Regions from separate parts of the Homo sapiens genome. Here regions 2, 3, 4 and 5 are each linked to region 1. Evidence: chromatin loops called from intact Hi-C (ENCODE). Cell type or tissue: endothelial cell of umbilical vein. All regions are shown on one strand. Each heading gives the region's core, and the rest is flanking DNA. Links, peaks and the distances in the headings are about the cores only.

The links. Hi-C counts contacts between places; a loop is a spot of excess contacts. Peaks named below come from ENCODE experiments on the same cell type or tissue, not always from the same donor. Only the 100,000 strongest peaks of a DNase experiment are listed, where the experiment ranks them.
Region 2: a loop joins it to region 1, with 5 times the contacts of the local background. A loop is called at or near these places in 2 of 110 quality-filtered maps.
Region 3: it touches region 1 in a loop (7-fold over the local background); 12 of 110 quality-filtered maps call a loop at or near these places.
Region 4: a loop joins it to region 1, with 9 times the contacts of the local background. A loop is called at or near these places in 23 of 110 quality-filtered maps.
Region 5: it touches region 1 in a loop (3-fold over the local background); 2 of 110 quality-filtered maps call a loop at or near these places.

The regions. Positions count from the first base shown.
Region 1 is chr11:36,146,880-36,152,936 of GRCh38, forward strand. All of the region lies in intron 4 of LDLRAD3 (low density lipoprotein receptor class A domain containing 3), which reads left to right. Among named protein-coding and RNA genes, the nearest start is that of COMMD9, 140 kb to the right of the region's middle. RefSeq lists enhancers at 2,399-3,598, 2,538-3,111, 2,991-3,170. In endothelial cell of umbilical vein, for the core only: a CTCF peak has its summit at 3,255 (motif pointing left); a DNase peak (open chromatin) is centred at 3,002; H3K27ac peaks cover 2,375 bases.
Region 2 is chr11:36,070,625-36,076,681 of GRCh38, forward strand. All of the region lies in intron 2 of LDLRAD3 (low density lipoprotein receptor class A domain containing 3), which reads left to right. The region is part of intron 1 of LOC101928510 (a long non-coding RNA gene); the gene reads right to left. Among named protein-coding and RNA genes, the nearest start is that of MIR3973, 64 kb to the left of the region's middle. In endothelial cell of umbilical vein, for the core only: no CTCF peak of the experiment used is centred there; DNase peaks (open chromatin) are centred at 3,007 and 4,637; H3K27ac peaks cover 2,711 bases.
Region 3 is chr11:35,482,731-35,488,787 of GRCh38, forward strand. All of the region lies in intron 3 of PAMR1 (peptidase domain containing associated with muscle regeneration 1), which reads right to left. Among named protein-coding and RNA genes, the nearest start is that of PAMR1, 40 kb to the right of the region's middle. RefSeq lists a silencer at 3,209-3,258. In endothelial cell of umbilical vein, for the core only: CTCF peaks have their summits at 3,168 (motif pointing left) and 5,004 (motif pointing right); a DNase peak (open chromatin) is centred at 3,131; H3K27me3 peaks cover 500 bases.
Region 4 is chr11:36,053,775-36,059,831 of GRCh38, forward strand. The region is part of intron 2 of LDLRAD3 (low density lipoprotein receptor class A domain containing 3); the gene reads left to right. Among named protein-coding and RNA genes, the nearest start is that of MIR3973, 47 kb to the left of the region's middle. In endothelial cell of umbilical vein, for the core only: a CTCF peak has its summit at 2,778 (motif pointing left); DNase peaks (open chromatin) are centred at 2,747 and 4,087; H3K27ac peaks cover 1,524 bases.
Region 5 is chr11:36,490,583-36,495,582 of GRCh38, forward strand. TRAF6 (TNF receptor associated factor 6) reads right to left here. Exons shown (of 7, transcript NM_004620.4): 5 at 4,394-4,465; 6 at 1,969-2,046; 7 at 1-68. Among named protein-coding and RNA genes, the nearest start is that of TRAF6, 17 kb to the right of the region's middle. In endothelial cell of umbilical vein, for the core only: a CTCF peak has its summit at 2,317 (motif pointing left); a DNase peak (open chromatin) is centred at 2,339.

The DNA.
Region 1 (6,057 bases), core at 639-5,638:
CCCAGCTTCAAGTGATTCTCTCTCCTCAGCCTCCTGAATAGCTGAGACTACAGATGCATACTGCCACATGCAGCTAATTTTTGTATTTTTAGTAGAGACAGGGTTTCACCGTGTTAGTCAGGCTGGTCTCCAACTCCTAACCTCGAGTGACCCACCCACCTTGGCCCCCAAAGTGCTGGATTACAGGCGTTAGCCACCATGACTGGCCCCCATATTTACTTTTTTTTTTTTTTTTTTTTTTTTTTTTTTTTTTTTTGAGACGGAGTCTTGCTCTGTCATCCAGGCTGGAGTGCAGTGGCATGATCTCGGCTCACTGCAAGCTCCGCCTCCCTGGTTCATGCCATTCTCCTGCCTCAGCCTCCCGAGTAGCTAGGACTACAGGCACCCACCACCACACCCAGCTAATTTTTTTGTATTTTTAGTAGAGACAGGGTTTCACCATGTTAGCCAGGATGGTCTCAATCTCCTGACTTTGTGATCCACCCGCCTCGGCCTCCCAAAGTGCTGGGATTACAGGCATGAGCCACCACACCCGGCCCCTCTATTTACTTTTAAAAGGACACCAGTCATTTGACTTAGGGTCAAGTCTAAATGCAAGATGATCTCATCTAAAGTTCCTTAACTCAATTACATCTGCAGAGACCCCGTTTTCCAAATAAAGTCATATTCACAGGCACCAGGGGTTAGAACATGGACATAACTTTTGAGGGACACAGTTCAACCCCCTACACATAGTATCATGTACACATTCTCAAGTTATTAACAATTCCTAAAACAATCAGTGTTTCAGAATATCTCCTCATGGGGCTGTGGTATGATGTATCTGACACTGCAGTTGCCAGACTCCTGTGATTCTGACCTCTTACATCACTGCAAAGCAATACCTGACTTTGCATATGCCCTGTGGTATTACAAGGGTGAGCCACCAGCTTGAGTCTTTATTGCCTGGGCCTTTATTTCTTTTCCTTTTTTCCATTAGTTGTTTTTTATTTTTATTTTTATTTCTTTTGAGACAGAGTTTCACTGTGTTGCCCAGGCTGGAGTGCAGTGGTGCAATCCTGGCTCACTGCAACCTCCACCTCCCAGGTTTAAGCGATTCTCCTGCCTCAGCCTTGCGAGTAGCTGAGATTATAGGCACCCACCACCAGCCTCGGCTAATGGTTGTATTGTTAGTAGAGACGGGGTTTCACCATGTTGGCCAGGCTGGTCTTGAACTCCTGACCTCAGTGATCTGCCCACCTCGGCCTCCCAAAATGCTGGGATTACAGGCGTGAGCCACCACACCTGGCCAGATTGTTTTCATTGTTTCTGTTTTTCTTATTAAATAAATGTTATATATCTAGCATAGGGATTTTAGAAAAGGAGCCCAGTGATGGTCCTCTCCTTGGTTCTCAACCCTGTGATCTTTGTGTTTTAACCCCTGCCCTGTCACTTTAGGGATCTGGAAGCGGGAAGGAGACATCTGCGAGTGCTCAGATGACTATCTCGATACACTCAGGGTGTATTTTCTGGGGTGACTGTAGGGGCATCTCGGTTCATTTGGTGGCAAATCCAACTTTTCTATTCCCTAACGAGGACTTTGCTGCCTTTATGATTTTTCTCTCACTGCCTGCTTTTGGAAAAATCTTCTGACAGTTATATTTACCAGTAGAACTAGAAGGGAATGCTTCAGTCTATCCTGTGTTTAGAGTCATGGAGTTGGAGGAGGTTTGGGTGGGAATCTGAGTGACAGCCAAGGAGAAGGAGATAGGGCCGTCTTGGGGTTTTCTGCAGTCTCAGACTCTGGGTCTTTGTATGACCCTTGGGAACATGAAGCAGCCAGGGAATGGAGCCAGGACCACTTTACCCCAGCAAGACTCCCAAGCTATATCTTCAAAGGTCTGAGGGACATGGTGCATTCACTTGTCTTCTGCTACCCACAGATGACCAGCTCTGTGAAGGAGGCATCCCCTGGCTTGGGTAGGCAGAAAGTGTTGGAAAGGAATTGAAGTAACATTTCAGTTTGAAGGTTTTGTAACAGATGGTGGTGGCAGCTGCTCTAGGAGAGACAAATGAAGTTAGTGAAATGGTCCTTCATTCAGTCTACCTTGTGCATCCATCCATTTAGCCAACTGTGTTGATACGTATGATGAACCAGGCCCCATGTCGCACACTGGGATGATAAAGAGAGAACACCTGGCCACAGCGTCTGGAAACTCCTTATCTAAGAAGAGGGACAGACTCATGCCCACATGATGAGTTCTGTTGAGTACCAAGGTAGCAGAAAAGGGGAGCTTTGAACTCCATTTGGGAGTAGCCAGGGAAGATGGCCTTTCTGCAAGATTCTTGAGGGAATGATCAGGCACTCAGGCCTGGGAGGGGAGAAGACATCAGACGTCAGGGGATGGTCAGATGCCTGTGCAGAAGGTAAAATGAAATCTGTCAGATAAAATCTACAAAAGAATAGCGGTTGGAGAGTTGTGGGCACAACAAATGCAAAGACCATCCTGGATAAAGTTAAGTTGGCAGGAAGCAAGAGAAAAAGGGGAAAGAAAGTATCAGTATGCAGTCGCTAGAAAGGATAGGACAAAATAACCCAACTTGGAAGGCCCCAGAAAGACAAATGATTCAAGAAGCACCGTCTGTGTCTGAGACGCTGTCCCTGCACAGCAGTGTTGTCCAGCTGGTGAGAGATGAGGATGAGAGGGAGTTTGAATCTGTTCGCTGCTCCTATCTACCTGTTGAAAATGTCAGAGCTGTGAGTCTGCTTCTGGGCTGGTGGCCAGGGTCTGTGGCTCCCAGCGCTGTAGTGTCCTGCCACGTTTGTCTCAGTTGGTAATTGGGTAGAAAACCATCTCCTGGGGCTTGGTGACCAGGGTATGAGGGCACTGAACACAGTGCCAGAGCTTCCAGAAGTGCTGGGGCAGGTGCATCCCTTGCTGACTTGGGGCCCCATTGAGGCTCTGCGTCTGTTCCTCATGACTCATGAATGTGTTCCTCATGACTGTTCCTCATGACTCATGTTCCTCATGACTCATGACTCATGAATGTGGCTGAATTGAGGGCTAAAGCCCTGGGTCTCTCTTACAGCATTGCTTTGGCATTCACCAGGCCAGGGCAGGCGTGAACGGTGGAATAGGGAGTGTGGTAGGATGAGGTGGAAGGTGGGGTGTCCTTTTTCATTCCCCAAAACAGCTTTCTTGAACTATCCACCAGGCTGCAGGGGGTATCGTTTACCTGGGGACTGTGTGGTGTCCCATCTCTAGGGAAGAACAATGTTGCCTCCTAGTGGCTGTGTCTGTCTTGGACACCGGTATCTGAGAACTGAGAACAATATTTGTTCCATAAATGAGGCATGAATATTACTCTTTAAAGATTCCCTGTTGAAGGCAGGCACAGTGGCTCACACGTGTAATCTCAACACTTTGGGAGGCTGAGGCAGCAGGATCACTTGGGGCCAGGAGTTTGAGAACAGCCAGGGCAACAAAGTGAGACCTCATCTCTACAAAAAAATTAAAAATTAGCCAGGCGTGGTACCACACGCCTGTAGTCCCAGCTACCCAGGAGGCTGAGGTGGGAGGATCACTTGCACCCAGGAGTCCCAGGCTGCCGTGTGTTATAATTGTACCAGTGCACTCCAGCGTGGGTGGTAGAGCGAGACCTTGTCTCTTTAAAAAAAAATAAAAAAGGCAAGACCATCCTGGCTAACACAGTGAAACCCCATCTCTACTAAAAATACAAAAAAAATTAGCCGGGCGTGGTGGCGGGCGCCTGTAGTCCCAGCTACTTGGGAGGCTGAGGCAGGAGAATGGTGTGAACCCAGGAGGCAGAGGTTGCCGTGAGCCAAGATTGAGCCACTGCACTCCAGCCTGGGCAACAGAGCAAGACTCTGTTTCAAAAAAATAAATAAATAAAAAATTAAAAAGGAAAGAAAGAAAGAAAGATCCCTTGTTGAAGCTGAATGCCCATGCCCAAATTCTGGCCTTCTCTCTACCTCCTGCTTTTGCAGTAGCTTTCTAATGAGCCTTCCTGACCTCCAGTCCTTGTCACTGAAAGCCCAGTCCTGCTTGTCTTGCTGTCTGTGTTCAAACACACAATAGCCCCTCATTGCCAGTAGCATAAAGCTGAATCTCTTACTGGACATGGAAAGTTCTCCGAGGTCTGATCTGTTCACCACATGCACCCATAGGCACCTCTGAACAATCCTTGGTTTCCCACCTTTCAGGCACACTTTTCTGTCTGTCTAGAACGCCCTCACCAGTCTAGCCAGGCCAGAGGTTTCCAGTTGTTCAAATTGTAATTCACATGGTGCTGTTTCAGTGAATCATGCTCATATCTGGGAATGACCTGAATTCTATCCCAGCTCTGATGTACCCACATGGTAACATTAGAGACAGTCATAATAGCAGCTACTGTGTATTGAGCACTTACTACACAATACACAGTATTGTGTAGTAAGATGGGCCAGGGGTGCACATCGCAAAACTTCAGGGGGTGCCATTTACATCGAATACAGAAGAGAGGCACTGCTGGCCACTGTGCCAAGACCTTCATATAGATAATCTCAGCCCTAACAGTTGGACTCTGTTACCGCCATTTTACGAAGAAGGAAACTAAGGCTACAAATGTTAAGTTTCTTGCCCAGGGCCACATAGCTAGTAAACAATTGGGCTGGGCTGTAGTCAACTCAGGTCTCTTTCCAAAGCCCATGGTCTTTCCATGGCACTCCGCTCCCTCCTTAATAGATGCTAAGTTCCGTGAGGGCGGGATCCCACTTTGAATTGTTTTTAGTCTTCCACCTCCTCCATTGAGCTTGATAAATGTATATTGGTCAAAATCCCCAGTCCTGTCTAGTGCCAGTTACACATCAGTGTCTGTAGTAGAGACCCTGGCGCTAGCATGAATTCTACCAAGCAGGCTAGACTTTACAATCAATCAATAGAATAAAAGGAAGGAAAATAAACAGTTCCTCCCAGCCCACTGAGTACTATTGTCTTGTCTCTTAGTACCACTACAAGGAAATGCTAGATCATGAGCTGGGGCTACCAGAGAGCTTCATAGACTTGACCCCAACACTTTAGCTGGATGACTTGGAGAAAATTACCCCAAAGTGTCTGCAGTGACTTCTGTGACCACCACCAGCTTCCCAAACCAGCCCATCCAACTCCCTTTTCCTGAGTGAGGTAAAAACTGGTAGAACCAAGGAATGCTGAATTTCCAAACGCCTCCTAAGGGAACTGAAACCGCAAATTGGCCACTTGGCTGAGAAATGCTCTCTTTCCCTCCAACACACACTTTCCTTTTCCTTTAGCTAAAGAATCCATAGATGAGTCTCACTTTGTGATACACGTGCTCCTGAAAGCTGTGTGGAATTGAGTCATTTTCTAAATTCACCAGGGAATCTTTCCATTTTAAAGAAAATCTCTAGTCAGTTATAAAACCAGATGCTATCAGAGACAGAAAGACCATTAGAGGTTTATCTAATTCAGCTTTCGTCTCATTTTACAGATGAGAAAACCAGAGAGGTTAAGTGACTTGGCCACAGTCACACAGCTCGTTAGCGATAGGAATTGACCTTAAGTCAAACAGAGCCTTAGGTCCTCTGATGCTGGTGCCAGTGCTTTCCCCTTTCCAAACCTCTTTCATAATGAAATCACCCAGCCCCTACCCGTGTCCCTATTCACTCCCACCAAAAAAATCCTCCATATAGTCTGTTTTACAAATTCATCCATTCTTCTTTCAGGGAGGGTTTCATCTATACTTCTGGCTTTGTCTGCTTCCAACTCCCTTTGGCCATTTGCACAGATCAGCTTTTCTAACAGAAAGGTGTGCAGAAAAAAGTTGAAATAGCAGGTCTGTTTTAGGATAAATAGTTGGGACGCTTGACAGCTTGCACCTGGTTTCCCCCAGACTTTACTCCATGCACCTTTTTCCATGCTATTTTTGCTCTGTAACCTTTTGCTCTAATACATTGTGCCTGTGAGTACAAGTATATGCTGAGTCCTGTGAGTCCTCTTAGCAAATCTTCACAATTGGGGTGCTCTTGGGGACCTCCAACAAAGAGGGAGAGGAAGCTTT
Region 2 (6,057 bases), core at 558-5,557, 76 kb before region 1:
AAGGTGGTAGAATCGGTCAGAGCAGGATGTTCACATTTTAGTGCCCATTGAGATCCTTAGTGTGCTTAGTAAAAATGCAGATTCCCCTAGGGGAGAGACTCAGGAATCTGCATATTCACAAGCGTCCCTGGGGATCCTGCTGCAGGTGGATCACTGACTTGTTCTCTGCAACACTGCCCCAGAGGATGGGGAATTCTGGAGAAATACTGGCAAGTAGGACAGTCCTAAGAGCGAGAGCCTGCCCTTGCCCTTTGTCAAGGTCCTTAGTCAAAGGAGACCATGTAGCCCAGGAAAGTCAACTCAAGGAGCATCTCACAGAAGGAGGATGCTGCATTTTGCCATGATTCCTGCAACCCAGAGAAACCAATTCCAGCAAAGATCGATGCCCTGTACCCGGTGCAAATTTAGAATGATAAAAAGAAGAGTCATGGTTTCCTTGACCAGACAGGAGTGTCCCCTACTTTGCAGAATAATGAAATACACAGATGTTAAAATGAAAAGAGACAGAGATGGATGGAGAATAATAGAGCGCAGCAGCAGTTAAGGAGCAACTTAACAAAAATGCAGAGGAACCATGGGATGATCTCAGCCTTTGTGCTTCTAGGAGCGTCATTGCCAACTTGAGAGAATCAGCCCATCGCAGACAATCCTAGGCTGGAGGCTTTTCTCATAGCTGTCTGTGGCCAGAAGACAATACCAGTTCCTCAGGGAGGAGGCAGTCAACAGTCAAAAGGATACCAAAATGTAAAGCATGCATGTCCTTTGACCTAGCAGTTATACTTTCACGAGATAATATACAAGTGGGAAAAATAATATATGTATCTGGCTGTGCATTGTTTATTGAAAACACCCCAAATGTCCATCAGTAACGGGATTTATGGATACATAGACACAGTAAAGTTACCCTTAGCCATTAAAAATGATGATGTGTACCAGTAGTTATTGACAAGAAAAGATGTCACAACATATTATGTAGCAAAAACAGGTTTCAGGATAGCATATATTTTAAGGGTGCATTTAAGTAAAATTGCATGCTCGGATTTCTGCCTATTAATTCAGTCAGTAATTATTGAGTAGTCTGTGTGCCTGGCACTTCTCTGGGCATTGGAGATACACAGTGAACAAGACAGTGGCCCTTTGCTATTGGAAGTGTGGTACCTGGAGCCAGCAGCATCGCCTGGGAGCTTGTTAGGAATGCAGGATCCCAGGCTCCACCCCAGACCCACTGCATTTTAACAAGGTCCTGGGGCAATCCATTTGCACACACTAGTTTTTGAGACCATGCTGTAAGAGCATGTTTACCAAAATGTCCACAGAATACTTCCCCACGTGGTGGCAATTTGTTATAAATTTTACATCTGTCTTTGTATGTTCCTCCATGGTTTGACTTTTTCACAGTGAGCTATGTCTTGTGTTTATAAAAGCAAGGGTGGTGATATTGTGGAACAGCTCCTCATTCGTTGGGCTCTCTCAGCCACATACTGGCAGGATCCTGGGGCAGGAGTGGGAGGTGAGCAGGGGTTGAAGGTGAGTAGCTGTTGCTCATTTGGCCAACCACAGAGGTCTAGAAGAGAGATCCTGGAGACCCACAGCTACAGCAGGAGCTGTTTCCATAGCCTGAGAGATGCAGCAGGTCTGATTAGCTGACTTCATGGCTGTTCTGGTGGAACAGAGAGGCTTCCACATTGCAGCCTCTGTCCAGCTCTTTTGTATGATTGCTGCCTGGGAAGAGTCTGGGGAGGTGGCCAGAGACAGCAAGCCCATGCTGAAGTTTCCATCATCCTCCAGGACCTTGAGCAGCCCTGAGCCCTTCCCAGACAGATTGGGAGCTACAGGCATGATGTCTGGGGAAGAGCCTTCTATACAAGGCCTGGACAGTTCTGCTCCTGTGGGAGAAGGGCTTTTTCTTGGGAGTCTCTCCTGTACCTGTCCCAGATGAGGGGTTTGATCAGGTATGGCTCTAGGGTACCCTGCCTAAAGTGTAGTGTAGTTAAAAGAAGCTGGACTCTAGAGCAGAAGAACTGGACTATAGACCAGTCTGACCCTAAATAGCTATGTGACTTTGGGCAAGTCCAGTTGCCTCTTTGGGCCTCAGTTTTGTCATCTGTGGAACGTGAGAATTAGTTACTGAGTGCACCTATGTGGACTGCCTGTGTGCCCCAGCTGTTACACGAGTCTTTGTCCTTAGGATATCACAACCTGGAGACACTGGAATGCCTCCTGGCCCCCTCTAGTTCTCACGTGGACCCCAAATATGGGTCCCAGGACTGTCTCTGATTTATGACCTGGTTGTCACTGGCTTCTGGTGAAATGGGAAAAATAAGGACATCTAGTGAACATGTAGCTATAAAGTTTCTACCCTTTCAGGGTGGAGAGTTCTTTACTCTGAGACTTTGCCTTCCTGTATTTCGGATGCTAAGGCAGCTGTTTATTTAGGGTATTAGTAAGTAGAGCTCATTGCTGGTGTTTTTGTAAGTCTTTGTGTAAAATAAAAAGTTGGCAATTGTATTAGTCTTTCCTCCACTCTCATCTACTTTTTTTATTTTTTATTTTGCTGATCTGTGAATTCCAGGACTGTGGGAAGTAGGCTCTAAAAAGTGGGGACATGACTTAGATCAGGAAATAAACCCAACTCACAGGAGACCCTTGGTCCCCATCTTCCTGCTAATGAAAGCTGCCGCTTTGAAAAGTTTGTGGACCAGATCCTTGAGAAGTGGTGAATTCAAGTATTCAATGGAGTAGAGTCACCCTGTCTGCCTTTGTCAGGGCTGCTTTAAAGACAGGCAGGGTCAGTCTTTCACCTTCTGTCGGGCGCTGCTGAGTTCTACGAGGAAATCTCCCCTTTGTGGAAATAGGGGGTGAGAGAGGGACAGTCGGGGCCTTGCCCAGGACCCCCCTTCCCCACAGCCCTGTAGCAAGTCATGCAGGCAGGGAGCAGCTGACAGCTGTTGTCTGGGATAGGCTTCTCTCTGCCCCTGCCAGGCACTCGGCTGGTTGCCTGTGATCTGCTTTGCAGGCATGTGATGATGCAAATGTAAATCATAACAGGACAGGCTTCCCTGACATAAACAGCAACTGAGCATGCTGACCAGGCAGGAAGTCTCATTAGTAATTCCTGAAAAGGGTGCAAGGGCAGGGCCAAAGAGCTGGTTAATTGAATGATGGCTAATTCGTTTATAATTATTCATATTTTCACTCTTTTCTCTTTCTCCCATAAAACCTAGTCCTCTGGAGCTGGGCTGGTCCTTAGAGAAATCTAAGGAGGCGGCAGAGCAGCTGTGCCATGGGAAAGATTTGAACCTTGACTTTGTTTATTAGCAGTGTCAAGTTACTTCACTTCTGGACCTCAGTTTTCTTATCTGTAAAATGTTTTTTTTGTGTGTGTGAGAACTTAAAGAAAAAGATATCTGTGAAACAGAGCGCAATGCTTAGCTCATATTAAGCATTCAGAAAATGCTAGCCATGTTCTCCGGCCTCACTCTTTCCTTTTATAGGTTCATTTGGACATTATGCAAATATTTATGAGGCACATGGTGTAGGCACTGTATGGTGCAGCTCCTTTAAAAATGGTAAATGAAAGTATGCAAATGAGCGTACGTTCTTGGAGGCTGGAAGGCAGAGGCGTTAGCCAAACAGCTTAATACAAAACTGGGGAGACCAAGTAGTGATGTGTCCTGTGAAGGGAAAGAAAAGAAGGCTGAGGGTTAGAGCGACTAAGGGTGGGAGTGTAGGTTCTACTGCAGATAGTGCAATGATTCAAGAGACTGAGTAAGATGGAGGAGTGAGCCATGCTGAGCCCTGGGAAAAAGACATTCCAGGCAGTGGGAACAGAGAGTGCAAAGGCCCTGAGGTGGGAATATGCTGGCTGGGCTTGAGAAGGAACAAGGAAGCCTGTGTAGTTAAGATTTCCAAGATGGGAAGATCTTCATGGCCTTCATGAGAAAGCCTGGAATTGGAGAGCAGCATGATGACTCTAGGTTTTATTCTAACGTAATGGGAAGGCAGTGACGTTCTTACTAGAGGAGTGATGTGCTGAGGCTTGAGGAAACACTCTCAGCGTAGATGGCAAAGCCTATAAGCATTCTTCCCTCATCCCTCAAAAGGTGATCAGAACCAGACTGGCTGATCAAGGACCGTGTGTCAGAAGCTTGAACCTGTCTGGAAGGACACGATGGCTGGAGAGCTGGCAGAGGGGCAAACCTGACCCTGGAAAATGGAACTCCTCTGCTTTTCTGTTACTGTAGACTTTCCCAGCAGAAGCTAAAATGCCCATCTGTGCAGAAAAAGCATTAACGCAGCAGGCCTGACTGCTGCCCTTTGAAAAGTCTGCTTGGAACATTGGCCCTTGGCTGGCAGCTGGGAACCTAAATTTCAGTAGGTTTCCCATTACCCAACTGTTAATGGTGGCTCACTGTGCCTAAACTGGCTGTGCAGACAGTGTAGTTGATGCTGTTTTTCTGCTGGAAGTCTGGAAATTTGGTGTACCGAGAATGCCTGTGTGACCAGCCTCTCATAAAAACCGTGAGCACTGAGCCTCTAATGAGCTGCCCTGGTGGATGACATTTCACACATGTTGTCAACAACTTGTTGCTGGAGGAATTAAGCACATCCTGTGTGTCTACCCTGGAAGAATCCTTGTGAAAGCTTGAGCCTGGTTTCCTGTGACTTCATTTCATATGCCTTTCACTGTAAGAAATCTTAGCTTTGATTATATGCCAAGTCCTGGGAGTTAGCCTAGTGAATCATTGAATCTGTGTGGGCTTGGGGACCCCTGACACAGCATCTTATATGAAGGGACTGTAGTGTTGGTGTATCTCATTACTGATGATGTTGACCATGGTCCCTTGGCTGAGGTGGTATCTACCAAGTTTCTCCACTGTCAAGTTACTATTTTTCTCTTTGTAATTAATAACATATTGCGGAAGATACTTTGACACTGTGCATATCCTATTTCTCCTCAAGTGTTTATTTTCTAATTTTAGCATCCATTGCCAGATCTTGCCTGTAACAGTTATTACAATAGTGTCTGCTTCGTGGTGACTTTCTGTTTCCTGCACCTCTTCTACATTTATTAATGAGAAGTCTTCAATAAGGAAGAACTTTCCTTTCTCCCCTTTTTACTTACTTATTCAACAATTTTTGGTATCAGTCTCAGGTACTAGATCCTTATTTTGTTGGCCTCAGATATTTATTTTATTCTCTGTGTCATAATCTGATACCGTTGTTGATTTTGTTGCTTGGATGGTTCTAGCTTTGGCTATTGGGAACTTCAGGTTAACTTCTGTGTCCTTTTGACATGCCCCCATGATATTTGGACACTTATTTACTTTATTTTGACACTTCTGGCAACAGAAGATACTCTGGGTTCATCTTGTTTGTATATTCTTCCTGGAATCAACTATTTCTCCAAGGAGGTTGGTTCTCTTTGCTGGATAATGGTATTTAGAAACCAAGATCTGGGTGCTAGGTGTGCTTATTGCTGTTGAGATGTACTGCTTCTAGTCTTCTCTCAGCAGACAGAGCTAGGAAATGTATGTATGTGCATTATCCCTTACATACACACAAGTCAATATTTATTTTTGTCTGTCTGTCCATCCGTCCATCCATCCATCCATCCATCCATCCATCCATCCATCCATCCTGTCTGTCTAATTTTTAAAGACCTTGAGTTCATACTGGTGACCTCCAATTCCTTCAAATTTCCATTGGAAATTTTGGTTCAGTTTCAATGAACCAAAGCCTCAGGATTCACTTTAGCCTTCTCACTGTCTTTTTTTTTTTGAGATGAGTCTCTCTCTGTCGCCCAGGCTGGAGTGCAGTGGCACAATCTCAGCTCACTGCAACCTCCACCTCCCGGGTTCAAGCAGTTCTCTGCCTCAGCCTCCTGAGTGGCTGGGACTACAGGTGCCCGCCACCACGCCCGGCTAATTTTTTTGTATATGTAGTAGAGACGAGGTTTCACCATCTTGGCCAGGCTGGTCTTGAACTCCTGACCTTGTGATCCACCCACCTCGGCCTCCCAAAGTGCTGGGATTACAGGCGTCAGCCAATACGCCT
Region 3 (6,057 bases), core at 661-5,660, 660 kb before region 1:
CTCTTTAAGAGGTAGTTAATGTCCCTTGTTATCTGTATTCCTAGGTGTTTTGTTCTCTTTGTAGCAATTGTGAATGGGAGTTCATTCATGACTTGGCTCTCTGCTTGTCTATTGTTGATGTATAGGAATGTTTGTGATTTTTGCTCATTGATTTGGTGAATTTTTCATGTCTTCATCCATTATAGTCATCTTTTCCTGTCAATCTTTTAGTGCATTTATTTTAAAGTTATGTAAAAGTTTCTTGTTTGAAAATTTCCATTTCATCACCCATGCTCTATTTCTTTTGACTGGTTGTTCTCTTGAATGTAGATCTTATTTCCTTGCTTGTTCACAACAAGAGATCTATTGTTTCCTTTGATTGCAAACGCCCTCTCCTCTATTAGGCTGGTGGGAGAACTGATCAGGGATGAATCAGTTTGACCCAATCAAGGGTTAAGCTGATTTGGGGCAGGACTGAAGCTATAATCTCACCAGAAGAGCCTTGAAATTCAAACCCCATAAACCTAAGGAAATCTCTCTTTGATTTTCATCTCCTCCTTCCCCCAGCTTCCTGCACTCCTGTGACTACAAGACTGGGAAGCTGTGAGCCCATGAGACTGTGAGACTTTGAGACCACAAGCTTATAAAGCTGCAAGGTGACAACATCCCAAGATCTCCTGCTTCGTAGCCTCATTCCAGCCTCTGCTTGCACAGGCAAATTCCATTTAATAAAATACTTGGTGGAGAGGATTGTCTTTGCCTTGGAGTCTCTTCTAGATTTAAGTTCAACTGGTCAGCCCATAGATTCAAAAGTTTTCCTGTCTTCTCCTCCTCCTTCTCTGGTAGGCCCCTTCCTGCACTTGCCCTGCCCCCAACCGCAGCAGCTGCCTTCAAGTATGAAGCATCCCGAATCTCTTGCTCATCCTGGAAGAATTCACCCCTCTGGAGTTTAAATTCTTTTAGATTTCATATTATGGTTTTAATGAAAACTGTTATTTTCTTTGGTTTAATCTAGTGATTTCTTACTGTTTGAGCAGGAGGGAAGGTCTTTCACATCCTTCTATACCTTCACCAGAAGCTGAGCTATGATTGATGAGTTCTTTAACAACATAAAATCCTCTGCAAAGATTTAAACATGAATTCTCTGTGGTCAAAGAGCTTCAGCACATAAAATATAAAATACTATTTGCCATACAATACTTTGTCTGGTGAAGACTACCTCCTTGTGCCCAGTGTGTATTCTCTAACCTTAAAGGCTTCTCTTTTATTATCTTTCTTCTCTGGCCCTATATTGATTTCTTCCCCTGCCACCCAAAACAACAACTAACAAATAGAGCTCATTTCATGGCTCTGGATTATAAGAATAGCATCCACCATTTATTGAGCACTTACTATATACCAGACTCTATCCACCATTTATTGAGCACTTACTATATACCAGACTCCATATTAAGGGATTTATAGACAGTTCTTCACTTAATCTTCACAAAAACTCTCAAGGCCACTATGAGGATCCCAATTTTGTAAATGAGGAAACTGAGATTCACAAAGATTGGGTAACCTTGCCCAAAGCCAGGAAAGAAACAGAGATTCAAATCCAAGCCCAGGCTGCTAACTGCCACCTAATACCATCCCCAGTTTGAATCGACCTGAGCATTGTTCTTTTTCTGGGAGCATCAGGACACAAAAGTCTGGAGCGAGATGAGGCAGCTTTCAGTAACTCCACCCTAGGCGATTCCGCAGCTCCCCTGGAGGGCAGCCCCGAAAGTCAGTAACACACAGCTTTGTAAGCCTTCTCCCCACTCCCCTTAAGTTTGCTCTTAATCATTCCTACTTATGGCTCAGGAATCGGCCTGCACAAATCCTCTTCCTCTCCGATAACTCACCCTACAAACATTTTTGGGCATGGCTTATGGCCAGTTCCTCTGTTTCTCTGCCTCTGTCCAAAATATGACTAAGAAGATAAATGTATTAAGGACCTATAATCTCTCCCCATAAATCCTCTCATCTGGGTTGCTTTCCTAACCTCCTTAGATGCCCAGTATCCTTCAGGGACTGAAAGGCTGGGATCACTGCCATGCCAGCTAGAAGTGTGGCATTCTGGGTCGCTCTTGGGCCCTCCTGCTGCTCATCTTTTTTGATGGCCAAGGAACTCAGCCTAGGGCCAAGCTAAACCAACACCAGTCCAGTGGTCAGCAGTGGAAGTCAGCAGAGTGGTTCCACTTCAGAACGCAACTTTTGAGTTTAAGAAACCCTAAGAGGAAGCCTTGGTTTCGACTTTGGATATCAGCACCTCTAATAGCCAGCACCCAAATCGCAGTTCCTAAATACAATTTCCCACTATAAGAAACCAGGATGCAGGGAGAAATAGCTTGTTTCAAGACCTGGGCATAGAAAATCAAGGTGAACTTAAAACATTTGAGGGTCAGGGGTAGAATGCAAGTAAGTGCTCAAGGAGAAATGAGGTGCAGCCTGCTTAACGGGCCAAATCTGAAACAATCTAAGCATCAAAAGAAAAATTATGATAACACTATGAAACAGAAAAAAATTAAAATTCATGAGTCTTAAAGTGCAGAAAAAGAGAGAGAGAGCCAGATGTTGGAGAATGATAAAAAGTGGCAAATCCTGGAAAGGAGCATATGGATGTATACTATTCTTTCAACTCTCTGTAGAATTGAAGGTTTTACATTAAAGAGTGGAGAAAGGTAGAAAGAACAGCTCTTTTTTTAATGGCGATAAAGTGCCAGTAGCTCTTAGTCTGGATATTCTGAGATTACTAAACCAATCTTTCCTGGGCAGAAAGATGTGAATAAGTTCTCTCCTGGGCTCAATAGCCTCAGGCCGTTTGCCCATCCTCCTGGATAATACAACCTGCCAATGGTTATGCATGAATCAATTCCATAATGAATTTTAAGGTTGTCATTAGTTAGGTTAGTAATATAAACATTGTCAAGGACAGTGAGCAAATAAAGGTGCTACTGCATCTGTTCAGTGCCAGATGCTCTCTAACCCACATATAAAACAGCTCTGATCCTTCTGGCACTTGCCCGCCACTCCTCCCTCCTTCTAAGGCTCTGTATGGTACTCAGGAAAAAAAAATGCCCAGGCTCTTCAGAGACACTCAGAAGGAAGCGCCTTCAGGATAACGTTGTCTGAAAGGATCGCTTGGGCGCCATCTAGTGGGAAAATGCTTGCACTGCCATGGGGCTCCGGCGCTGTGTCCCAGCCATATGTAGGCGACCCTTAACGTAGGCAGGCAGCATAGTGCTCAGCACCAGGCAGGCATTCAACAAAGAGTGAAATGAATTACTTCTTCCTATGAATTCCCTACACATTTATTTAGTGCCAGTATGAGGTGAGGGTGATAAGAACCTAATAACATCATATTGATGTCTTCTTATGGTCAAGCACTGTTTTCACAGATGGATTGTAAACTCATTGCGGAATCATTGTGTTCCCTGGTGACCAGCCCAGTGCTCCATAAGAAATGCTCCATCAGTGCTCATGGCAGTGGTAACATACACTGTGTGGAATGAGGCTCTCAGAACAAGCATAACGTAATTGAACAAGCAAAACTGAACCAACACAGATCGGATAGAATCTGACCATTAGTTTGTTTTTTCAATTTCATAGCATTGACCACATTCTATTTTTTTAACTTTAAAAAAAATCTCCTCTCTAAAGCGCAAGCTCTAAGATGTCAGAGACCATGCCCGTCTGGCTTATCATTGTACATCCAGCACCTAGAAGCATCCATTCAAGAAATATCTTTTGACTGGATGGGTAGATTAATGCACGAAGGTGTGAGCTCTCTGTTCTGCCTGCCTAGGTGATAGACTGGTTGCTCTGAGCCAGTTCTGCTGTCCTTGAGAAAGCCTGGACCCTCAAATGGACACAATCACCAGCCCAATCAATGAGGCTCCATAAACAGCGTCTTACACCAAGGTGCAACCCAAGATTTGACCAGTAGGTGCTATTTAAAAAGACACATGCTCAGGATTTCTGAATATTAATATTTTCTGTTTCATAACATTTGGGTGACTGCTATCCTTGTTTTGTTACCATTTGCTGTATTGACTTCTTGCATGCAAATATTCTTTCCTTCCTGTCCCCTGCACCCTGAACAAACCCCCTTACTCACATGGAGCGACTGAAGTATTGTTTAGAAATATTTATCCACCCCTCTTCCTTTGGGATGGCATATACTTCCCTACTTCACTCATTGGGAACTTAGCCATGTGACTTCTTTTGGCCAGTGGAATATGGGTGAGTGTGATGTGCGCAGAGGCCTTATGTGCACCTGTGTGTTTGGCTTGACCTCTTGTGCTTCTGCGACCCACCCTGAGAAGAGCATCCCCTGATGGTTGCTGTCCCTTCTGCCTAAGCCCTGCAGCCTGGAGCACAACCAGCCCAGGTCAGCCCAGTTGAAATCAGTGGAATGCCTGCCAACTCACAGACCCATGAGAAAGAACAAACATTTGTCCTTTGAGATTGTTAGTTACCCAGAAAAAAAAAAAAAAAACTGAACACTTTATCACCACCATCCCTGAAAGCTTCAACTTAGAAACTCTACTCTCTGACCATAATACCCATTCCACCTATGTGTTCCATTACTTCATTACCACCAAGCCTGCTTTTCCACTTAAGACCTCCTGTCCCTATTGCCCCTCTACCAGGCTCTTTCTGATTTCATGTCCTTCCCAGCTGGGATCCTTGGTCAGTCATGTCTCAGCTTATTCTTGGATCAACAAAACAACTGGTTTTACTCCCTTCTGCTGCTGCACTTCCAGAGAGCATCAGCCAACGTCCTAACTGACTGCATCACCTCCCTAGGAACTCTGGCTTCGACTGGGTCCTCCGTCTCGCTTGGATATGCTTTAAGCTTAACACCAGCTGGTGCCTTTTCTTGTTCCTCAAGTGGCTGCCCCAAACCTTTGGTACTTTCAAGCCCCAACCTCACTTCTACTCATTCTCAGCAGATATTTCACTCCCTACTTCCCAGAGAAAACGGGAGAACTCACCAGCAGGAGGCAGACTAGGACTGTGGTTAAGAACAAGAGTAAGGGGTCTGGAATCGTCCTGGGCTTTACCCCAAAGTGTACGGCCTCAGGCAAGTTACTTCACAGCTCTGAGCCTCAGTTTCATTATCTATAAAATGGGAGTATGTATTTTCATAGGGTGATTGTACAGATGAAACAAGACATGGCACATAAAGTGCTCAGCACAGTTCCTACCATATAATTACTAACAAACAAGATATGCTACCTATAAATAATTCTTTTCCTCCTGTCTCAGCCTAGGACAGAAAAGGAAGCTCCCTCTCCTTTAACTCTCACTTTTGTTCTTGATCTCATAGGAAGTTCTTCTCCTTCAGGATAACATGGTCTTAACTTCTTCAGTTAGTCTTACTCTAATATGTAATATTTTTAATCTCTCCTACTGACACTTTACTCACATTAGCTTAAAACCTGTTTAACCCTTTCCCATCTTTTTTTTTTTTTTTTTTTTTTTTGAGAGAGAGACAGAGATGAGGTCTTGCTCTGTTGTTTAGGCTGGAATGCAGTGGTGTAATCATAGCTCACTGCAGCTTCAAAATCCTTGGCTGCAGAAGCGATTCTCCCTCCTCAGTCTCTTGAGTAGCCAGAACTACAGGCATGCACCACCATGCCTGGCTGAATTTTTTTAATATTGTGTAGAAACAGAATCTTGTTTTGTTGATCAGTCTGGCCTTGAACTCTTGTCCTCAAGTAACCTGACTGCCTCATCCTCCCAAAGTGCTGGGGTTACAGGTATGAGCCACTGCACCCGGCCTTTCCCATCTTAATTGGTATTTTTCCACAGCTGTTTATTTACTCATATAAACTATCACCTTAATTCTCCCCTTCCTTGCTTGATTAAGCTTATTTAAAAGAAAGTTGTCTGTATTCTTTTTGTCCATTTTTCACACTTCAAATCTTGCCTTTTTTTTTTTTTTTTTTTTTTTGGAAACTGTCTCACTCTGCCCAGGCTAGAGTGGCAGTGGCATAGCTAATTTTGTATTGTTTGTAGAGACAGGGTTTCACCATGTTGCTCAGGCTG
Region 4 (6,057 bases), core at 617-5,616, 93 kb before region 1:
ATGCACCATTAGGAGATGGGGCCTTTCACAGTTACTACAGGGGCTACCTGGAAACATTGTATGAGCACCTCCAAGAAGTTGTCATGTGACTCTTATAAGGAGTCACCCTAATGCTAGCAGTTAGCTATGCCCACAGACAAGGTGATGGATGGGGTTCCCTAGAGTCCATCCATCCTGCACTCTTCCCTTTGCCCTGTAGGGTATATTTCAGAAGAAAACATAAACTGTGGATTGTATAATCATCCTCTGATGCAAACCAAACTTTGGCAAGTGTAAACGATTATGAAAACAATGCATATGTGAAACACACTTTCCCTGCGCTCTCTGTTTAATATCCCAGGTTGTGTGCCAGGTTTCCCCCCCATTTTCTGCATTTCAGAAATATTTTGTTTTTCATTCCAGACAGTGGGAGTACAAAGGCAGATTTGTGTCATCACTTAATTTGTTAATTCTGCCAGGATTTTTCTCCCACCAACCGGCAATCCTTTTTGAAGTCTTATATTTAAGGCTGGCCTTGAGGAAAATTACATAGGAGCAGCATTGTATTTACCCTTTGTATGACTGCAGGGGATGTGAGTAAAATCAAAACAAAACAAGCAATTTTAAAAACAAAACAGTACCTCTGTGAGTGAATTCCAGAGTAGACCGGTATGCCATGGCCGAGCAAGGTAGAAGAGCAGCTCTTCTTGACCCTGCATGGAACCTAGAGCATGGGGTTTTACTTTACTGAGCCTTCTTTTCCTTCTAAATAGAAACATGCCCTCTGGCATCTTCCCAGAGATGCTGGCTATTTACAGGATTGACATCACCCAGTTCTTTGATTTCTCTGCTGATGGAAGAACAGAATTGTAAAACATCAACAGAAGCTGCTGCTTAAAAAGAATGAAGATGGATGGATGCATGGGTGGATGCATAGATGAATGGGTGGATGGGTGGGTGGATGGATGGATGGATGGATGGATGGAAGTATGCATGGATGCTTGGATGGATGGATGGATAGATGGATGGATGATGGGTACATGGATGGATGGATGATGTGTGGATGGATAGGTGGATGGATGGATGAATGGATGGATGGATGGATGGATGGATGAATGGATGGATGGATGCCTGGATGGATGGATGAATGGATGGATGATGGATACATGGATGCATGGATGGATGGATTGATGATGGATACACGGATGGATGGATGCATGGATGGATGGATGGATGGATGGATGGATGCATGGATGGATAGATGGTTGGATGAATGGATGGATGGATGCATGGATGGATAGATGAATGGGTGGATGGATAGATGGATGGATGGATGGATGTGTGGATGGATCACACACACACACACACACACACACACACACACACACACACACACACACACACTTGCTCTCTCAGCACTTTTAAAGGATCACTTGATTGATTCACTTTAACAGCCTCATATCCTCCCTTTCCACCTGCCCTGACCCCAATTCCTGCTTGTAATTAATTTTTCTTCTGAAGGGAAATATTCTCTCAACTTTTCTCCTTTTTGATTTGGGTCCCAAGGGGTATGAACTCTTGGAGAGTGTTATCCCTCCCTCTCTTTCTCTCTCAGCCCTTGCATAGATGCCTATTATCATCAGTTCAAGCCATGGTATCCAGATATTTTGCTTGGATTTAAAACCAGAGGCAGAAGCTAATGAAGGGCTTTCATGTTCAGAAACAGAGGGTTCCTGGCAGCCTCACTGGCTTCTCCATTTAATTCCATGGTGCTAGGGGCACTCCCACTGCTTAGCACAGCCTGGGGGACTGGCAGATGGCACTATCGGCCCAGAAGGGCCAGTCTTCCCTGGTTCAGCCATTGCCTGTGCAGCCACAGTGCCCGTGTGCAGGGTAGAAACCACAGCGCTAAAAGACACTTGCCTGTGGTCTTCCTAGTTAGTATACTTTGGTGCAAAGAATGAACTCTTGCTGTGGGTGAGCACTCTCGCTTTTCTCAGCCGTAGTTTTCTCATCTATAAAGTGGTTCTGTTATGTTACCTTCAAGCACCCTTACAACTACAGACCTCTGTAATTTTCAATGGAATGTTCTCTTCCTTGTGAAAATACAGAATGTTTTTCTTGCAGGTGGACCTGCACATGTAGGAATGAGTTTGGGTAGCTTTAAGGTTATGCAAAATGGTAGAGACTCTAAGTGAGCATGTAGTGTAGGGGTTCTGGGGTCAGACAGCTTGCCCTTTTTTTTTTTTTTTTTTTTTTGAGACAAGAGTCTTGCTCTGTCACCCAGGCCGGAGTGCAGTGGCATGATCTCAGCTCACTGCAGCCTCTGCCTCCCAGGTTCAAGCAATTCTCCTGCCTCAGCCTCCTGAGTAGCTGAGATTACAGTCATGCGCCACTACGCCCGGCTAATTTTGTATTTTTAGTAGAGACAGGGTTTCACCATGTTGGTCAGGCTGGTCTCGAACTCCTGACTTTGTGATCCACCCGCCGCGGCCTCCCAAAGTGCTGGGTTTACAGGTGTGAGCCACCGCACCTGGCTGACAGCCTGCCTTTAAACAGCAACTGAATTTTATATAATAGGCACTGTGCCCAATGCTCTGCATGGATGATCTCATTCAGTCCTCACATCACCTAAGTTCTGCTAGTATCCCCATTATACAGTTGGAGAGTTGAGGCTTAGAGAAGTTAAGTAACTGGCTGAGGCACTTGGGTGGCCTAGCCAAGTTTTGAAAGCAGACATTCTGGCTTGAGTTGAGCCACTGAACCACTCTGCTGTGCTGCCCCCTGTGGGTAAGTGCACACCACGGCAGGTCTGTATGGAGGAGGTTTTCAGGATTCACTTGGAGCTCTCGGAATGCATAAAGTGCAATACTTTCCCATTGCCGCAAAAAGATATTGCATTTTAAATGTCTGAAATCATGATTGACTTAGCTCCTCAGCCCTGAAGGGTGCAGCAGTGGCTTGAAGCATCAGAACCTTGAAGGAGATTTCTTTGAGGAACACTTTGCTATCTCCTGTTAAAATTAGCAGCAAGCATTCTCAGGGCACTCTCCACTAAATATGTCTGGCAGGAGGGTACACGATACCTCTCCCTTCACTCCCCAAATCCTCCCTGTATTGCAGTCCAGAGCTTTTCAAACTTTATATGCATTCAAAAGGCATGGGGGTCTTGGTAAAATGCAGAGTCTGGCTCAGTAGGTATGTGGGGTAAGGCTGATTGAATTTCAAACAACCCCCCAGGTGACTGTTGATGCACTGGTCTGAGGTCTACACTTTGAGCCACAAGGGTCTAGAGTTTATGATTTTCAGGGAGCTAAGCTGGCTGTATCAGAATGACCTGGAGTCTTCAGTAAGCAGCTTCCCAGGACCTTTCTGGGATATTCTCAATCAGGAGGCCTAGGATAGACTCAGGAAACTGCCAGTGTCCCAGGAACCACACTATGAGAAACGCCGCCTCACTCAGTGGTTCCTGTGATCGTCAGGGTCCCTGGTGGATTGAGGCCAACTTGGGAAACATTGATTATTGGGTTTGGGATGGGGCCAGAAGCCCACTTGTATCCTGTTTCGCCGGGGGAGCCTAATCTACACTCAAGTTTGTGAATTCCTCGCAGTAATTACTTCTTTACCTCCTCATCTTTCGTCTGTCCCTTGGCCCCAAACTCTTCCTCAAGCTAGTGTCCCACTGGCTCTTGTTCCTTCTCCTTTGTTGTAGCCAGTGTGTGACTCCTTGGCCCTCTGCACCTGGCTTTTGCATCCTCCACAGTAATGTTTTGCTCCAAGAATCTCTTAGTTGTCAGATCCAGCAAATGTTGAAATACGCTATTACTTGGCCTTGAAGCGGTACTGGACACTGCAGACTGCCTCTTCGTCTTCTCTCCTTTGTTTGCTGAGATTCTGCCCACTATCTCTTGGCTGCCCTTCTACCTTCTTGGTCTTCCTCCCTGGATCGTCAGTTGCCTGGAAATGAATTCTGACCTTTCCATCTAATACATTTTCCCTTGCTCATTTATTTCCATAAACTAGTGATCCTCAGATATTTTTATTTCCTGAATGATTGTCCGAAACCACACATTTGCGTCACCATTTCCTTGCTTAACGTGGACTCTGGAGCCAGCTGGTCTGGGTTCACATCCTGGCTCTGCCACTTGTCAGCCAAGAAATCTTGTGCAAGTCACTGAGTTCTTTAGGTTGCAGTTTTCTCATCTGGAGGAGGGATGAAGTACCTCATCTCAGTGGAGCGCCCAGCACTGGGGTTGATGCCCTCTGAGCACTCAGGAGATGTCTCTTTGATTTTCCTTTAATCATTAGTAATAAGTAGTAGGAATAATAACAACAACCCTCCAGTGGCTCCCAGATTGCACATGAAATCAAGTGTGTCTTAGAGAGCCCTCCTGGCTGGTCCCTCCTGTCTCTTCAGCAGCAGCTCCTTCCCTCCTGCTCTCCGCCCGCCAGCTCTGTCTCACACCCTGGTGCTGTGGCACATGCCATTTCCCTCTGTGCCTCTGTCTTCCAGGCACAACACTGGAATCTCACTGGAGCACTCACACCACTTCCCCCAGAAGCAAAGAGCCACGTCTTCCTTCACGCTTCTGGTCAGTCTTGGGGGTTTTTCTGAAGCATATGACCTACTTTATCAACTCCATTTGCTTATAGGTCTGCGTCTCTGTCAGATTGCGAGCTCTTTAAGTTATGCTTGCATCCCTGGCATCGGGTTTGGCTGACACTCATTGTGGACTGTTTGAATGAATGAATGATTTAGTGGCACTGCAAATCAAAACCCAGTCCACTGGTATAGAGGGAGAGCCCTCTGAATGTCTGAGATGATCTTACCTTGTTACATACAAAAACTTAGAAATCCTTCTTGAGTCCTCTGTTTTAGTAATTGCCCACTCTCCCTATTCTAATCCATTAGCAAGCCCAGTCAACTCTACTTCTAAAGCAGTGGGTCTCAGTCAGAGGTGATTTTAACCCTCATAGTCATTTGGCAATGTATAGAGACATTTTTGATGGTCACAATTGGGGTTGCAGCTGGTGTATATGGATAGAGGCTAGGAAAGATGTGAAACACCTTACAATGTATAGGACAGTCACCTCAACAAAGAATTATCCAGCTTTAGTGTGAAGAGTGCTGAGGTTGAGGAACCCTGATTTAGAGGATACTGAGTTCATTCACAGCTCTCTGTCTTCCCCACTCCTGTGCTAGTGTAAGGCACTGTTGTCACTCCCTGGACTGGTCTTCCTGCTTCCTTTACCTCCCTCTGTGCCTCCCTCTGTGCTCTCAGAGCATTTCTCACAGGGCAGCTGAGTGGTCTTTTATAAAGGATAAATCAGGCCAGGTACAGTGGCTCACACTTGTAATCCCAGCATTTTGGGAGGCTAAGGTAAGAGGACCACTTGAGCCGAGGAATTCAAGACCAGCCTGGGAAACATAGTGAGACATTGTCTCTACAGAAAATGAGAAAATTAGCTGGTCAGTAATTCATGCCTGTAGTTCCAGCTACTCAGGAGGCTGGGGCACACTTGAGCATGAGAGGTTGAGGCAGCAGTGAGCCATGATTGTACCACTGCACACAAACTTGAGCAACAGAGTGAAACCCTGTCTCAGAAAAAAAAAAAAAAAAGATAAGGTCACTCCCCTGTAATGACTTCTCATCACAGCTAGAATTCTGAACTCAAACTCCTTAGCCAGGCTGAAGAAGCCCTACCTGACCTGGCTCCTGCTGACCTCTCTGATTCATTGTACCCTCCCCTGCCATCCCTGGGCACTCTGCTTCAGCCCCACTCCACAACCCTTCTTTCTGTTTCAAGTTCTTCCCAGGCTTTAGGTATGTTCTTGAGATGTTGCCTCTGCCTGGCTGCTGTCCCCTCTTACCCTTGGTTGGCTGACTTCTTGTCTTCTAAACCTCTCTGGAACTGCTTCTGCCTTAGATATTCCTTTCCTCAACACCCAAACTACTTGTACGGTTGCCGACTATCACATCTCCGTACATCACCACCTAGCACTTAGCACTGCCTGATTTGTTTTTTGTTTTTTCTTTTTCATCCTCCCCTGACTAGAGCACCATTGAGAGTGAGACC
Region 5 (5,000 bases), core at 1-5,000, 340 kb after region 1:
TGGGCCAACATTCTCATGTGTGACTGGGTGTTCTCTTGTAGGTGGCGTGCCAAGTGATTCCTCTGCATCTAAAAATCAAGCACAAGCCTTAGGCTGGGAATAGATACCGTGAGGAGTAGGAAAAGGACCTGGCCAGGTCAAATAAGAAGTTTTCAAGTAGTCACACCACTTCCCTCAATTCTCTACAATTTTCCTTTGCCTTCAACAGATTCTTGATCCAATGAGGCGACTCTGCCTCTTAGTTCACTGAAAAACAGACTATCTGATGACTACTCTCCCAGCTTTCACTCACATAAATCTCCCTCCCACCTACAAAAAATGTATTTACACACATCCTTCTTTTCTAACTGAGATGCCTGTCCTCTCCAAGATTAACATTCTACCTGTGCTCTAAATGTTACCTGACCTGTTGCGACACCCCAGAGATTTTACTCAGTGATTTTTCTTCATCTTTAAACATCTCTTCCTCTAACACTTTCCTTTAGAATACAATTATTGAAGTCTTTCCCATCAAAAAAGGACAAACCTCTCTGAAGAGCTTTTGTCTCTCTCTAGTTAATATTAATACCATTTTTTTTAAAGTCAAGAATATAGTCTACCTGTATTGTCTGCAATTCCCAGTATACAAATCTATTGCAAATTGGAATTTCTCCTGGCACCATGCCATTCTAAGGTCATTAAGAACACCCTATTATACGAAAAACATTCATAATACAACAATTTTTATTATAAAAGGTCATATAGTCTTTAAAAAACCTAGAAAATATAGATGACCAAAAAGGGTGTTACCTAATATCTCACCTAACTTCCATTAACATTTTATTTCTTTCTTTTTCTCTAAGCACAATACAGAATTTTCCCACAAAATACAACCATACCATTTTGCTCATTTTATTTTTTAAATTATTAAATGTATGTTTGTTACACATAAGTCAGGGAAAAAAAAGTATAATGGAAAACCAAAAGTGTAACTGCACTCTCCAAAAAGAAAGACATATCATAAACAATGATCAATCTCAGACATTTGACACTACTGATCATGAATCTTGAAACTAATTTTGGAGACCATAATACTACTTTCTCTTTGCCTGGTTCATCTGTTTCTTATACTGTTTGTTCATGGCTCTTTTCCTTGGCATACTTCTCTTTCCTGTACATACGCCATATGATCTCAATCACAACTTCCATTATTACCACAAATCACTTTCCCAAATCAATACTCTGAGTCCTAATTTCTCTTTGGGGCTTAAGACAGCACATAATGCATGTCAGTCATCCCACCTGTTCCCTAGCTGGGTGAAGTCATTATCTGTAATTCAATACATTAAAACAGATTTTTTTTTTAAACTCTACCTCCAGTCAGTTCTTCCTGTGTTCACTCTTTTTTGCCGAATGGCCCTTCCATCTACCCAGTGACAAAGGCCAGAAACCAAGAGTCATTCTAGACGCCTCCCTCTCCTTCACTCATCACATTTATTTAGTCACACAGGCAGTAGATCTTCTCTCCTAAATATGTACTGGCTCCTAGGTCTATCTTGACGGTCATCGCCATAATTCAAGCTGTCTTCACTTAGGTATTCCAACAGCTCAGGTACTAGTACCCCCACCTCCACCTCAAATCATCTACATTGCTATTGGGTTGAACTAGCACAACACAAACTACTTGTAGTTCCTCAAATCACCATGCTCACTCTTTCTCACTGGTCTTCTCTCCTTTGTCTTCTTGGAAAACTATTTCACCTGTCAAGATTCAGCCCAAAGCATCATGTTTTGTCAAGTCTGTCTGAATGCTTTAGGCATTGCTAAGTATGCCTTTGCTTCTGCTCACAGCATCCATGAATAACTCTATTATATCACTTATTACACTGCTTTACAACTACATCTACATTCTTGTTGTTATTCTCCACTACATGATGTAAATATTTTTTTTTACTTATATTCAAGAATTAAAAGAAAAAAAAACCTTACCTTTTCATGGCAACCAAAAGTACTGAATGTGCATGGAATTGGGGCTGTAGGGCAGTCTAGATCATAATGATTAGGCATCTGAAATCCAAAACAAAGGCTGAAAAATCTCTTCCTTGCATATCATTTTCTAGTTTGATGCGATCACATTTAAACTGTATTGTCAATGGCTGCTTTGTACCACATTGGCAGTTGAATAGGTGCAGCATAAACCATCACCCACAAAAATTAAAAGAACATCTACTTTCAAAAGTTATAGAGAAAGGAAATATCAACATCTCATAATATCCCCTCCAATTATCCAAAATTCATTTCAAGAAAATGAATTTGTTCCTCTTGCTGGGAACTGGCACCCTCTAGTGGCACTTTACAGAAAAAACACCTAACAATAGCTACAAGTGCAAACTGGATTAAGACTCCCACTATGGTCTAGGCCATTTAATAGGAACCAGTCAACTGCATGCACTGAAGCCACTGACTACACCCATACTTGCCTCATGACCACCTCTCAAAAATCATCTTTGACCACCTTTCAACAATCTTCTTAACTTTTGTTAAGCTGGGCATATTTTAGCTACAATGGGGAGACTCAGATGTTAGAAGGTACTTTAAACACATTAATAGAAGCTCTAAAAAAAGTCTCAGTCCTGGATTTTGGGACTCTAAGACACATTCTCTAAGGTAAGATCCTTTATACTCAATCATATTTTTTCAAAGAGGTGCCAAATTCCCTTTAGAAATTTAATGTAGCTATAGTTGTAGATATTTCAAACAGGAAGTACCTGAGAGACCATTTATTATAATTCAATCCTTCATTTCTCAAGAGGGAACAGTGTAGAACAGGGGCCAATAAAATTTTTTGTAAAGGATCAGATAGTAAATATGGGCTGTACTGCCTCTGTCCTAAGTATTAAACTCTACCATTGTCATACAAAAGTAGCCATACACAAGACATACACACATGGGTATGACTGTCTTTCAATAAAACTTTATTTACAAAAACAGGTAGAGAGACAGATCTAGCTGGCAGGCCAGTTTGCTGATCCCAGATCTATTTAGAATGTCAACTTGTTAAAGATGAGAGGGCACAGTTAAAATCACAGTTTAAACCTAGGACTAAAACCCAGGTTTTCTGACTCTTAGCCTAGGGTTTTTTCTTGTATTTTCTTTTGCTGGGTTTTAATTTGTTGCATGGTTTCCTTTAAATGTTAAAAGACAGCAAAAAGGAAAACGAGTTAGGACTTCATAAGCAAAAGATGTTTAACACCTTCAAATTAAGGCTTTGTTGGAAAAATTAAGAGACTGTTAACAAACCAATGAAAAAGTTTTAAGGTTAACAAACTTGTCCAGTGACAGGTTTTGCTTGCTGCTTCTCAGTAAGGTATATCAATAATGATCTCTGGGTTTACAGATTTCATGGGTATATAAATATTTAATGGTTAATATTCATATTTTGTGGGTAAACTCCCCAAATGTCAGAAGATAGCAATCAGATGGAATTTTCCTTTCTCTACTAATAGTCAAAACAATCTTTGGGCTGGGCTTGGTGGCTCACACCTATAATTCTAGCACTGTGGGAGGCTAAAGCAGGTAGATTGCTTGAGCTCAGGAGTTCGAGACCAGTCTAGGCAATATAACAAGACCCCGTTTCTACAAAAAATCTAAAAAAATAAAAAATTAGCCGGGCATGGTGGTGCACGCCCGTAGTCCCAGCTCTTTGGGAGGCTGAGGTAGGAGGATCGCCTGAGCCAGGAATTTGAGGCTGCAGTGAGCCATGACTGTGTCAATGCACTCCAGCTTAGGCAACAGAGTGAGACTCTATCTCAAGAAACAAAAAAACCCCACCATATAATTTTCTATTACAATTACTACTTCTAATGATGCCCGGTCAGTGGCCTACAGGACAACTGAACAGAAGGGCTACAGGTCCTAAAAATCTGAAAACTTCCCTGTATGCCTCAGGGATTACAGCTACAAATATTATTCTCCTACTGAACAGAACTGCCTTCCTTTATTTCGCTGTTCCCTCTTATTCTTTCAGCCAATCTCTGGACACTTGAGATCCTCATTTCACAGTGTGTAAATATATATATATATATCTTAGTTTTTTCTTTCTTTAAATGGGGACCCTTACTTTTGATTATTTTTATCTTAAAATTGGTTTTGTTGGGAATTTTTATGAATATACAAAAGCACAGGTATTATGTTAATGACTTAGGAATTTTAAGTACTTAAAAAGGGCTGGATGTTTTGTTCTCCCTGAAAGTATTTATTACTTATATTAATTTATATAAAAAATTTTCACACAGCTCTAATACTTCTTCAATCTGTATTTCTTTGCCTTATTGATTTAAATTTTCAATTAAAAAACCTAATTCACTTCTTTAAGCTGTTTATGAAAATAATAATTTATGAAAATGAATAATACCTGTTCTCTGATGAGTATAGTATTGCAGTATTCACAGATGACATTTGCCAAAGGACAGTTCTGGTCATGGATCTGAATTTTATTAGAGAAATATAATTAAAGCATGAGAATATCTGAAAAAGTGAAAACAACTAATTTTGATAAAAAGCAATTTTTCACTATAAACAAATAAGGACATCAATTTGTACAAAGCAAAAGTGAGTGAAAGTGAGAGTAATATATAAAGGCTATTTTCTTTCTCTTTCCCAGTGTAATAATGAGATTCATTCAACTTTCCAGCTCTTTAAAAGAGCAGGGTAGTATATAAAAAATAATTTTTCAAATCCCTTCCTTTTATCCTGAGGTGGTACACCTGTATCTACTTTGGACATCATCTGCCGAGGCTATACTTCTCCAAAGGTAATCTTACAAAAATTTTCAGCAGCAGCATGACAATTTAATTAAAATTTCTTGTCAGTAGAGTTAAAGAACAAATCTTTTATTAGGACATGAGGATTTGGTGCTCAGTTTCTCATATGCCCCAGAAGGGTAAGCCTTATTTTCTAGAATATAATGACTTTAGTTGATGTGCTGAGAAATAATTAGCCTTCCAGGTTAAGTCAATCTA